Regions from separate parts of the Homo sapiens genome. Here region 1 is linked to region 2. A link is a contact called in ENCODE Hi-C or POLR2A ChIA-PET data. All regions are on one chromosome and are shown on one strand. The core of a region is the stretch at or near the end of the contact, and the rest is flanking DNA. Distances in the headings are between cores, read along the strand shown. Region 1 overlaps ARHGAP24 (Rho GTPase activating protein 24). Region 2 has its middle 180 kb from the start of WDFY3.

Evidence for each region. A loop is a pair of places that touch in the nucleus more often than their neighbours do. ChIA-PET counts read pairs that join two places held with the same protein, here RNA polymerase II (POLR2A). Pooled maps may share reads with other maps.
Region 1: a loop to region 2 is called in a pooled map, with 2.8 times the contacts of the local background. The contact joins two enhancer-like sites. A Hi-C loop is called at or near these places in 1 of 50 pooled maps. POLR2A ChIA-PET finds 5 or more read pairs at or near these places in 2 of 52 experiments (activated CD4-positive, alpha-beta T cell and common myeloid progenitor, CD34-positive).

The regions. Positions count from the first base shown.
Region 1 is chr4:85,723,573-85,729,126 of GRCh38, reverse strand. The region is part of intron 3 of ARHGAP24 (Rho GTPase activating protein 24); the gene reads right to left. It overlaps LOC124900728 (a long non-coding RNA gene), which reads right to left. Exons shown (of 2, transcript XR_007058169.1): 2 at 4,483-5,554. Among named protein-coding and RNA genes, the nearest start is that of MIR4451, 3.9 kb to the right of the region's middle. Within about 2 kb of position 3,251, at least 17 of the 41 ENCODE cell types and tissues checked have a DNase peak (open chromatin) inside an H3K27ac peak, as active enhancers do.
Region 2 is chr4:85,146,380-85,151,570 of GRCh38, reverse strand. No RefSeq gene overlaps it. Among named protein-coding and RNA genes, the nearest start is that of WDFY3, 180 kb to the right of the region's middle. Within about 2 kb of position 3,855, at least 2 of the 41 ENCODE cell types and tissues checked have a DNase peak (open chromatin) inside an H3K27ac peak, as active enhancers do.

The sequences.
Region 1 (5,554 bases), core at 2,002-4,501, 580 kb before region 2:
GAGATTGTCACAGCTGCTTTGGGGTAACAAATATAATTGCATGGATTTTAACTTACAGAATTAACACAAAAAAGAAAAAAAGTTAAGATAAGGGAGTGTTGTAAAATTAAATGCCTAAGCAGCATATTTAACTGGTGATCAAGAAAGTGACTAAACTTGATGCTAAAACACAATTAAAACATTCCTACATTTTCATATAAAATATATGTCAAATATTGGCTTACATTTTCAAATGACAGCAAGTTAATGTAGCCAATGACGTTATTTATTCAACCCAGAAGGAGTCACAAATGCAGACATGTATGGTAAACTTTTATTGCTGTTGTTACATTATTATCCCAAAAACTCAAAAATTGGCCAAACTTTTTTCTTTCCCAGAGACACCCATGAATCTATCTCATAACTATTTATTTCTCAGCTGGCCTATTATGTAACACAGCTGCAGTAACCATCTAAGTAGGTTGAAGTTTTACTAAATTAAAAATTTTACAGCCTCCAGACCCATGAAATGTTCCATCCAGGAAAAGTTCTTCTGTAAATGTGCAAAATAGGTCTGTGGAGTTACACAATCATAGAAACAGGAGAAAGAACAACTGAATCAGAGAGGTAAAAGTCTAAAACTGATTGGTATAACAGATAATTACAAATAACAGTTTATGCACACATGTACATAGATAAAATAGATAAATGCATAGGAACATAGACAGATTAGCTAAAATAGAGATAAAGAGTGAGAGAGAGGTGAGAGAGAGAGAGATAATAAAGTCTTTGGTTCCCAATATAAACTATTATTCTTAAACTACAGTCAATGATTGCATTTTAGGGAATCTCTGAAGTCCTCAAAAGTATGTGCAATTTTGGTAGGTATTTGCCTTTTTTTTTTTTTTTTTTTTTGGCAAAAGGATCAATGCATTTATTAGATTCTTTAGGCACCCATGTCCTCTAACTTTTCACCTATCTCCTAAGAAATCCTTCTGGAAAAAATAATTAGAATGGAAACTTTTTAAAATTTGAAATGTACAAAAGTAACATGTAATTGTCTGAGGGTATTGGAAATAATTAGTATAGTTGTGGCTAAAGGTAGGATAAATAACATCTTTTTTTTTTTTGAAGGCCTAATTTTGTTTCCAGGCAGATAAAAATCACTTTAGATTATCCTTCAAAATTTATCTTATTTTTTTCCATGGCTACTTTTCATTCCTCATCCCCTTGTCTTTTGTGTTCACCTCTTCTTTTCTTTCCCTGGAGGAAGGAAGAGGAAAGAACACCTCCTACTTTTAGTTAATATTGATTTTAGGCACTGGGTCAGATGGGCCTTTTAGGGTCTGGAATATTGACAATTGCCCTTGAAAGCCATGAAGAATCTTTGCTTGGTGGATGGACTGAGTCCCAGCATATGATTAATATCAGGTGTGTTGGTTGGTGGTTAGACAGTGAGTGATAGCTTGGCCAGTATGTGAAGGGAGTTTGTGAAGAAGCTGAGAACAATTTCAGCAATGTATACTCGGTAATGAAAGAGAATTGGATCCCAGAGCGTTGACAGTTGTCTATAAGAAAGCACTCCATCCGTAGAATCCACCTTTGTTACCTTTATTCATAATAAGGAAGATCACTGCTGGAAAATGTCTGTTTCTCCCCACTTTTTCATGATGGGATTGTTGTAGCCTTAGAACATGCTTTCAAAAGAACTGTAAGTGGGCATCTCTATCTAGTGCCTATTTGTATTATATATTGTATTATAAATAGGTGCTAAAAAACAAAAATGCCTACTCTTATCAAGTGCCAAAATTCTCATTCTTAATGAATGAGTCTGGAAAGATACCAGTGTATCCATTCCAGTTCAAAAAATAACTTCACATGCTCATATTTCAGAAAATAGGCTCCAGGCCTTTTTTACTTTATTTTTTGAGATGGAGTCTCACTCTGTCACCCAGGCTGGAGTGCAATGGTGAGATCTCTGCTCACCACAACCTCCGCCTCCTGGGTTCAAGGGATTCTCCTGCCTCAGCCTCCTGAGTAGCTGGGATTATAGGCGCCCACCAACACGCCCAGCTAATTTTGTGTTTTAATATTCTATTGAAACGGGGTTTCTCCATGTTGGTCAGGCTGGTCTCCAAGTCCCAACCTCAGGATCCCCCCACCTTGGATCCAAGCCCCAACCTCAGGATCACCTCAGGTGATACCCCTACCTCGGCCTCCCAAAATTTTGGGATTACAGGCGTGAGCCACAGCGCCTGGCCCAGTGTTAGCTTTTTAACCTGGATCAAATTACTTCTCTGTGCCTCAGATCTGTCGTTTGCAGAATAAAGATAATGACATTGCTTGCCTCATAGAGTTGTAGTAAGGATTAAATAAAGCGATACGTGCAAACAGCCTGGAACATTGCCTGGAATACAGATGTCTAGATACTGATAAGGCTACAGACATTATAACGGATACTGTAGTACTCTCTCTAGATCCCAAAGACTGGTATATTGGTTGCTGAAGGCACAAAGAGATTCTCATGGGAATTGTTCTACAACGCAGCAGGAACAGCTTCACCCAAGTTTATCTGTCTTCCTGCTCCCAATCAATGACTAGTTAGCAAGAGGAAACAAAGCCCCAGCCCCTCAGTTTGAAGCAAACTTGAGAGGGATCACCGCCTCAGGGGACCCCACTGGATCAGCTAAGACTTCAGTTGCTACAGCGTTGCAGGGCAGGTGTTCCTGTCGCATCCTGCTTTCCTCACTTTCTTGCAGAAAAAATATCTTCGGAGAACCTTTCCCATGACAATCTAATGTCATTCTCCATCAGCGTGTTTCCTGGAATCCAATCTAAGATTATAGATAGATGTAAATAAAACGTTTTATCCCCATTATCCAGGAACTGCAGCTAAGGTCCACCCCCCACCCCCCAAAAGAGGCTAAAACTCCACATTCTAAGCTGAAAAGACCGATGGAAATTGCACCTAGCCACTTCTCTGCCAGGTTTACTGAGAGAAAGCATTGCACTTCTGAGAACCCAAATGGCCCTGACTGTTTTGAGGGGGAAACTAGAAAAGAGGAAGTGCTACTTGGAGGAAGCAGTTTTCAAAATCAGCACTGGTTTTTGAGGGGGAGGACTAGGAATTCTCCCAACTATCAGAACAAGAGTATTGCTGGTAAATTTTGATGTGTGTTAGAACAGTGACTCACTCCTTCTCTAAGTCAGGGACTCATGATGGCCTCTGAAGCTTGGCAAGCCACTGACCTTGCTGGGCACTGAAGCTGATAACCCCTGGAGAAAGTGACAAGCCAAAGGAGGCAGCAACAGTGGAACAGCCTGCATTTCCCTTACGTTGCAGGCCAGGGTACATGAGTTTCCTAGTTGCTGAATAAACACAAAGCAAGCAGCTGGCCTTTGAGGCCTTTCGCTGTATCCCATCCAACAGGACTATCCCAATGCTGGGAGAATACTAGCATGTGAAGTGGATTTCTAATTCCAGAGACCCTGAAAAATCCACAAATGCATCTGTGAAAGATTCAGCCTTTAGAGAGGAAAGTCTGTAACGACCAGTCAGTGTGAAGGGGCTATGCCCCAGCAGTATCATCTGTGTAGGAAGATCTCTACCTTCTTCCATCCGTCTCTTGGTCTCATCATCAGAAAGGAAGGCAGAAAAGTAGGAAAGGAAACATGTAAGGAGTTTCTCTTCACTTTTGCCACTAGAGTGACAAAGAGGTCTTTGCGGGAACAGGGGAGAAAAGGTCCTATGCAACAGGAAATAGTTCAACATAGCAGAGTGGGGGCAGTTTCATATGACTGAGATTCTTCCATAAGCCTGGTAAATATATGCACTTCAAGAAATATTTGTTTAGCACCATATGTTATACTGTGCTATTTCCAGGTGTTAGGTATACAGTAAAAAGCAAGAAAGATGTGGTTTCTAAATATATGGAGATACATATAGTCCTCCTTTGTCTTGTTTTGCCTATTTCTTGTCTGTTTCTTTGTCATTTTATTTTTTTCTCTGAGAAACTTCTTTCCTAAGAAAGCTAAGGCATCATTATTCCAATAACTACTCTTTATTTTTTTAAAACATTTCAAGGAAAATTCAACTAGAACACATTTAGAGAAGCAGAAACCAACTGCATGTTCTTTCTTCAAGAACTGTTCATTAAAGATTTGCCAATCTTTCTTTCTCAACCACATTTCCCAAAAGCTTGGACTTTGGCCATAATAGTTCACTTCAGTCTAAAATTTGGCATGTCTGAAAGAGAAGACTTCAAATTTGCCAATTTGGCTGATATCCCTTTGAATAACAAGTAGAGAAATAGGAAAAATTTGGAGCGAAAAATCTATAACTCATGGCATTATTCAGAGAGATAATTCATTTCATAGGATAATGAATCTATAGGAAATCAACCCTAAAACATGGTAGATTTATTTTCAGATAGGTTTTTACAAAAGCCTAAAATATGCATACAAATATAATTTGTAAACAAATATAAATAAGTAATACACAAAGACCTGAGACGCTCAATTTTATTGAAAATTCTTGTTTTTTTAATATGATTTTCCTTGGTTTCATGGGATATTTCAGCATAAAGCAAAAGCAAAAATAAAACAAAATAAAAATTCCTATATATATATATATATATATATATATATATATATATACACACATGGAAAAATTATAAGGACATACAGTGCACATATGGATAAACTGTATTCGTAACACACACACAAATGTGTACGTATGCATATAGTGCTAAAATATATGGCAAAGAGCTTGCTAGAGGCTTTTGTTAGTTTTGTTGGAAATCATTATGGGCAGATGAAATTAAAATATGTAATCCTCTCCTACTCACTCATAAACTCTGGAGAGTTAGGCTTGAGTTAGCTATCCGTAAAGATAGACACTTGTTGGGTTTGTAAGCATCATCTTTATGATAGATTTTCAGAAGTGGCAATTGAAAGAATTTTATAGAGAAAGCCAATCTAGAATAAATATGCTTTATGAGGATCTGCTGCCAGGTAGGCCCACGGCCTGCCGAGGGTTCTATACACATTACCAACCACATTTCTGCAATCCTTGCTGCCTCCTATGCATTCTGACAAATAAAAACACTCTGTTGTAACATCCCAAATTATCATGTTAAACAATTACACCATTGAAAAAATTGAAAAATATTATCTTGTCATTCCCATTTGCAAAGATAAAGTAATTGTTATGTTATCCCTAAATAACCCCAATAATGCAAATATTGATGAAAATAACCTGATACAGATCCCACATTATCACAGAAGTACAAAAGCATTTGCCTAGAAATGCCATCCTGATGTCAAGGGCACACCAGTAAAGCCCCAGTGACCAGGATGAATGACACAGACACTGGATTCTCAATGTAGTGCTTTGTCTTTCCAGCTCTGTCTTCAAAGATACATTTGGAACACTTCTCTTCACACTCCGTAAGATGATTTAGAATTATAAAACCTAATTTAGCAGCTATTACATACTGTATTAATAATTCAGGAAGCATCTTTTCAAATGATCTACTCACATACTATATTTAAGTCCATAATTACAGAAGCAAGC
Region 2 (5,191 bases), core at 2,606-5,105:
TCTGAAGCTGTGAAAGAACTACACCCATTCTGTGAGAAATAATCCAAGCTGCAGCTGCTGAAGGAAACTCATCCTCCCCAGCCACCAAGAATTCTCTGCTGACACTGATCAGAATGAGAAATTGGAAGCGATGTTTTTATCACTAATTTTTTTGAAATAACAAAAGTGAAATATATGTGTGTCTGGTTTTTAATTCATTTGAACTATACCATTTAAGAGTTTAAATTTGCTCTTTTATTACTGTTGAAGGATTTAATAATGGGCAGAGATTTATATAACAGTTTAGGACATCTAGTTTTGGCATACTATTATTGGGATGGCCTCATGTAGTCATTAAATATCATTGCAAAATTTCTAATAAGCTTGGACAATTTAGATGGATATCATTTGGATTGAGAAGAGAAAGGAGAGAGAATTTTCAGCTCTAGTATAGACTGACCTTTTTGGATATTTCCAAGAGAAAATGTTGTCTCTATCACCAGTGGTCCCAGGCAGAGCCACCAGAAGTCAGATATCAGTGGTAACCATCTGCTTTCTACAGACCTGATGATTAGGTTCCATAATATAAGAAAACAAGCACCTGGAGAATATTTTGGGGGCTGGGGGTAAGGACAGTTATTTGCTTTTTCTCAGTTTTCTGTAATGGGGTTTTCCCAAGGTTTCTCACCCTAGAAACGTGGAGTCAGTTACTTAATTGATAAGTTTGGGAGAGGAACTAAGTAGGCATAGCTCAGCCCTTTTTTGTTGTTGGAGTCTCACTCTGTCACCCAGGCTGGAGTGCAGTGGCGCAATCTCGGCTCACTGCAAAGCTCCGCCTCCAGGGTTCATGCCATTCTCCTGCCTCAGCCTCCCGAGTAGCTGGGACTACAGGCACCCGCCACCAAGCCCGGCTAATTTTTTTGTATTTTTAGTAGAGACAGGGTTTCACCGTGTTAGCCAGGATGGTCTCGATCTCCTGACCTCGTGATCCGCCCGCCTCAGCCTCCCAAAGTGCTGGGATTACAGGCCTGAGCCACCGCACCCGGCCAGCTCAGCCCTTTTCCCTCCACATTTCTGAGGGAGCCAGCTACCCTGAAAGTGTATACATGTTCCACCTAGCCTTTAGCTATAGCGGAGGCAGACTGTCACCCAGGAGATTCCAAGTTTACTCTGGCTGGGCCTGCAGTTTGTTATTAGGATGCCCATTATTGCCACATCCATAAGGCACATTCTCCAATATTAGTTTTTTATCAATCATAAGGAATAAAGGGATATGTTGATCTCTCTAATCTCCATCTATCTTGCCTCATACATACAGATAATGTTGGAGTGTGTGTGTGTGTGTGTGTGTGTGAGAGAGAGAGAGAGAGAGATCAGCTTAGACAGGGAAACCAAGGCTGTCGTTTATTGGGCTTGTTTAAGGGTGTACAAGGCAAAAGAAGAGGACTTCCTAACAATACTTAGTCCAGCGAGGTAATAAAAGCCTAGATCCAAGGTTTGAGAGCCATGGAGCTATACCAAAGGGAGCTACTGAAAAACATTGCTTCCCTCAATTTATCAAATGAGAAAATATGAGCAAAAAAGAACAGTTCCAAGTTTAGTATTTCCAATTTCACATCCACTGTGGTTTTAAGTTTATATAGTGGACCCCATGGAATTATTTGAGCATCTGAGCTTAAGAAGCCAAGAATACAATGTGCCTTAAAGCAGGAATTGAGTCATATAAAAGGCATGAAGAAATCAAAAGCAAAAGCACAGCTGTAGGGTGTTGGCAGTGACAATCTGTACACAACATTGGAAGATGAGCTACCTCTTCCTTTCTCCCCCATCATCACACATTCAGCATCTCTTGTCAGGCTGAAACATGCAGTATGGTCATTTGAAGGGAGCAATGTGTAGAATTAGAAGTCAGAGCGCTGGTGCAGGGTATTTCCCCAATAGTATTTAATGAATCTTATAAAGTCCATTTTCATGACCACATTGACAGACCATGGCAACAGTTTTGTTGGTCTTTATAATTTAGGGCATTTTTTTTGTATGTCACTCAACAATCCTCTGATATGAACAAAAGAGACACTATTCTTTCCTATAAGATAAAAACAAATAAAAAACTGAAGCTTGGATAAACCATATCTATGGTTTACCCAAGATAAAGTCATTAGCCAACAACTTAGGAACAGATCAGAACCAGAATGCTAACTGCCCCCCACCTTCCAATTCAATATTATTTTCTGTAATCTATGTTTTATACAGCTGGCAAATTAAAATAGAGGTATTTTCTCAGTAAAAATTCAGTCCAGGTTTGACAGTTCCCCTTCTAATCTACTGTATGGACTATTTAGCCAACTGTCCTGTGCTAGGAAAGTACTCCCCAGCATGGACAAGGATATAACCCCGTTTGATTTCATTTATATCCCAAAGTGGAGTTAAATAAACAGAAAGACATGATCTACATTAATGAAAAAAGATAGATGGAAATTTTTTGTGTGTTTTAGAGCCACTTAAATGTTGCCAGTCTCAAATTATCTGTACAAGATTTAAAGTATGGAGTTGAAAAACATAACAACAGTGAAAAAAATCGGAATATACTGACTCCTCCCCTTCTCCCACCACCAATAACTACCTAACTTACAAAACTGCTCCTAAAGATAATCATACAAACAAGCTATAAACGCTGAATTAACACCGAAAATTAAAGTAGGGTAAGACAGAGAATAAAAAGATACTCTCTGACATGACTTCTTAAAGTTGTAATTAGACATATGTGAGTGTGTGAAATACACACACCACACACACACACCCCATGCACCACCCCAGTGACCAAATTCTTGTTTAATCATCAAGTACAACCCAGACTTGATTAGTTACCTAGGGTAGAGGAAACTCAAAAGACTTGAGGAGCTAGACTCTTTCAGATAATTTTGTCTGAAACTTTTTAGTGTTCCTTTCACTAAGGGAAGACAAATCAGAAACCCTTTTCCCCAACTCTTATATTTTTGAAGTAATACGTAGTAGGACAAAAATCTCTCAGGAAGCTAACTCTTCTATCAGGGATCAAAAATGAGAACATCCAGGTTTTGTATAATTCACATCTATTACACAACTAGGATTCTTTATGTCTCCCATATATTTATTCCTCTCACTCAACTACTGACAATCTTCTTTCATCTCATTACCTCATGGTCAGCTGAAAAGACAATGGTTAATTTGCAGAAATATTTTGACTCGACCCATGCTGACTATGTTTCATCCTTAGATAATTGCCTCCACAAAGATGCACTTGCCATTGAGTATGAGCTATAGACTAAAGGCCGTTATTCATAATTGAGGTTGACGCTTAACACAACCTCTCACCAACATAACATTTACTTTACACTCAGAGTAACAAAAAGGAAGGTCACAGGCTTAGTTTACCTGCACCTCAGCCACCTGAATATATTTGTGACCTTTGATTCACTGAAACATTATTTTTCAGAGAGCAAAATCATACAAAATGATCTTCATTTTCACTAACCCTTATAATTAAAAACTACCAAAGACAGAATAATATCCTTATACCAAACTTAAAACAACAGAAGTCTAGCAAAAACACAGCACACGTATTAAAGCCAGCTTATATCTCATAAGAAAGTCATTTACCCTCACAATTTTGTTTAGTAAGAAATATTGACAATTTTTTCCTAATAGAATGGGTATGAACCTTTACTGAAATAAAAGACTAGGATTTTATTTGAATCAACTTTTGTAGCTTACCTAAGCTATTCCTATTTACTTCCTACATAAGCGAAAGAAAATGAATAAATTGTATCCGGATACTCACAGCAGAGATCTCAGTTCTAGTCCCTAACATCAGACGTCGCGGCTGCAGACTGAAAATGTTACTGTAAGGAAGTACTTGTATTTTTCTAGCAAAGTAGCACCCTCTAGTGGCTTTTCAAAAATATGAAGGAGTACACGCCAAACGTGACATAATTTGTTTACTATCAAATTATGCAGTGTCAAAACACTCAGGTGAGAACAAAACCTTGCCCTTGGCATAACGGGAAGCATATTCCAACCTTGTTCTGTGTTGTTCTAGGGAGGCAAAGATGGTTAATCATCCTATTGCACATCTACAGTGTGCCTCTGAGAAAAATATGCCCTTCCCTGATAATAGTTTATTATTTTTCCATTATTAGTATTATGGTGCTATTACTATCATTATTGCTATTAATATTAATAGAAAATTACCATTTACTGAGTATTTACTACATGCCAGAAAATGTATTCATTGTTTTACATTCTTTACCCCATTTAAAATTCACTATGAGTATATAACCTAGTCTTTATCCTCATCTGGTTTTATTGATTAAATAGTCGAGGCCCATATGTGTAGTATGAGTTGCCTAAGAGAATAAGAAAAACTAAGATTCAAACATATCTTTATAAATTTGCAAGAACTCTCACAAGCCTGATTTCAACAAGCAGAAATTATCAATAGTTTTTACATGTATCCAGCCTCAAAGTATAAATCCAAAGAAATAATTCAATAACAATGAAATTAACTGGAAAATTTTAGCTAACACTTAGTTAAAATTTTAATTTAAGTTTGGGTTATAAATACAACCATTTCCCATAGTAAGTAAAAGTTAAATACCGATTCTTAGACAGCAAGGCAATAGTCTCTAGGAAGCCAGTTTAGTTCCCCCTGGCTCAGTCATGGTATTTTATTAAAATCGAGAGAGGTATATTTGTTCAGGTAGGCATTCAACAGACATTCATTGAATGCCTCTAGGAACTCTAGTTTTGATTGCCAGTGATCCAAGACCTTTGCACAAAGCAAGTGCTGTGTGAATACCAAGGAAGACCCCTGAGCTAAAAAGTATATATTTTTTATGGCTTCAAAATGTATATATTCCATTTTAAATGTCATTTGTCTGATCCCAGCAAATAAACACTTTTGATATTTACATAAGGTTTGAAGGAACTTAGAGACACAAACAGAAAAGAATATTTATTAAGTATCTGCCAGGTGCTAGTTAGTAGTCTATGCCCTTTACATATATCACTATGGCAGAGACTGCTAACTGTTCACCAACCATTTCCTCTTCTTATTAAGCACATAGCCAGACTACATTTACAGCCAACATTGACTCAAGTATGACCATGTAACGGGATTCTAATCAGAATCCAGTACTGTGAGCAAAAGCAATGTGTACCACTTCCATGCATC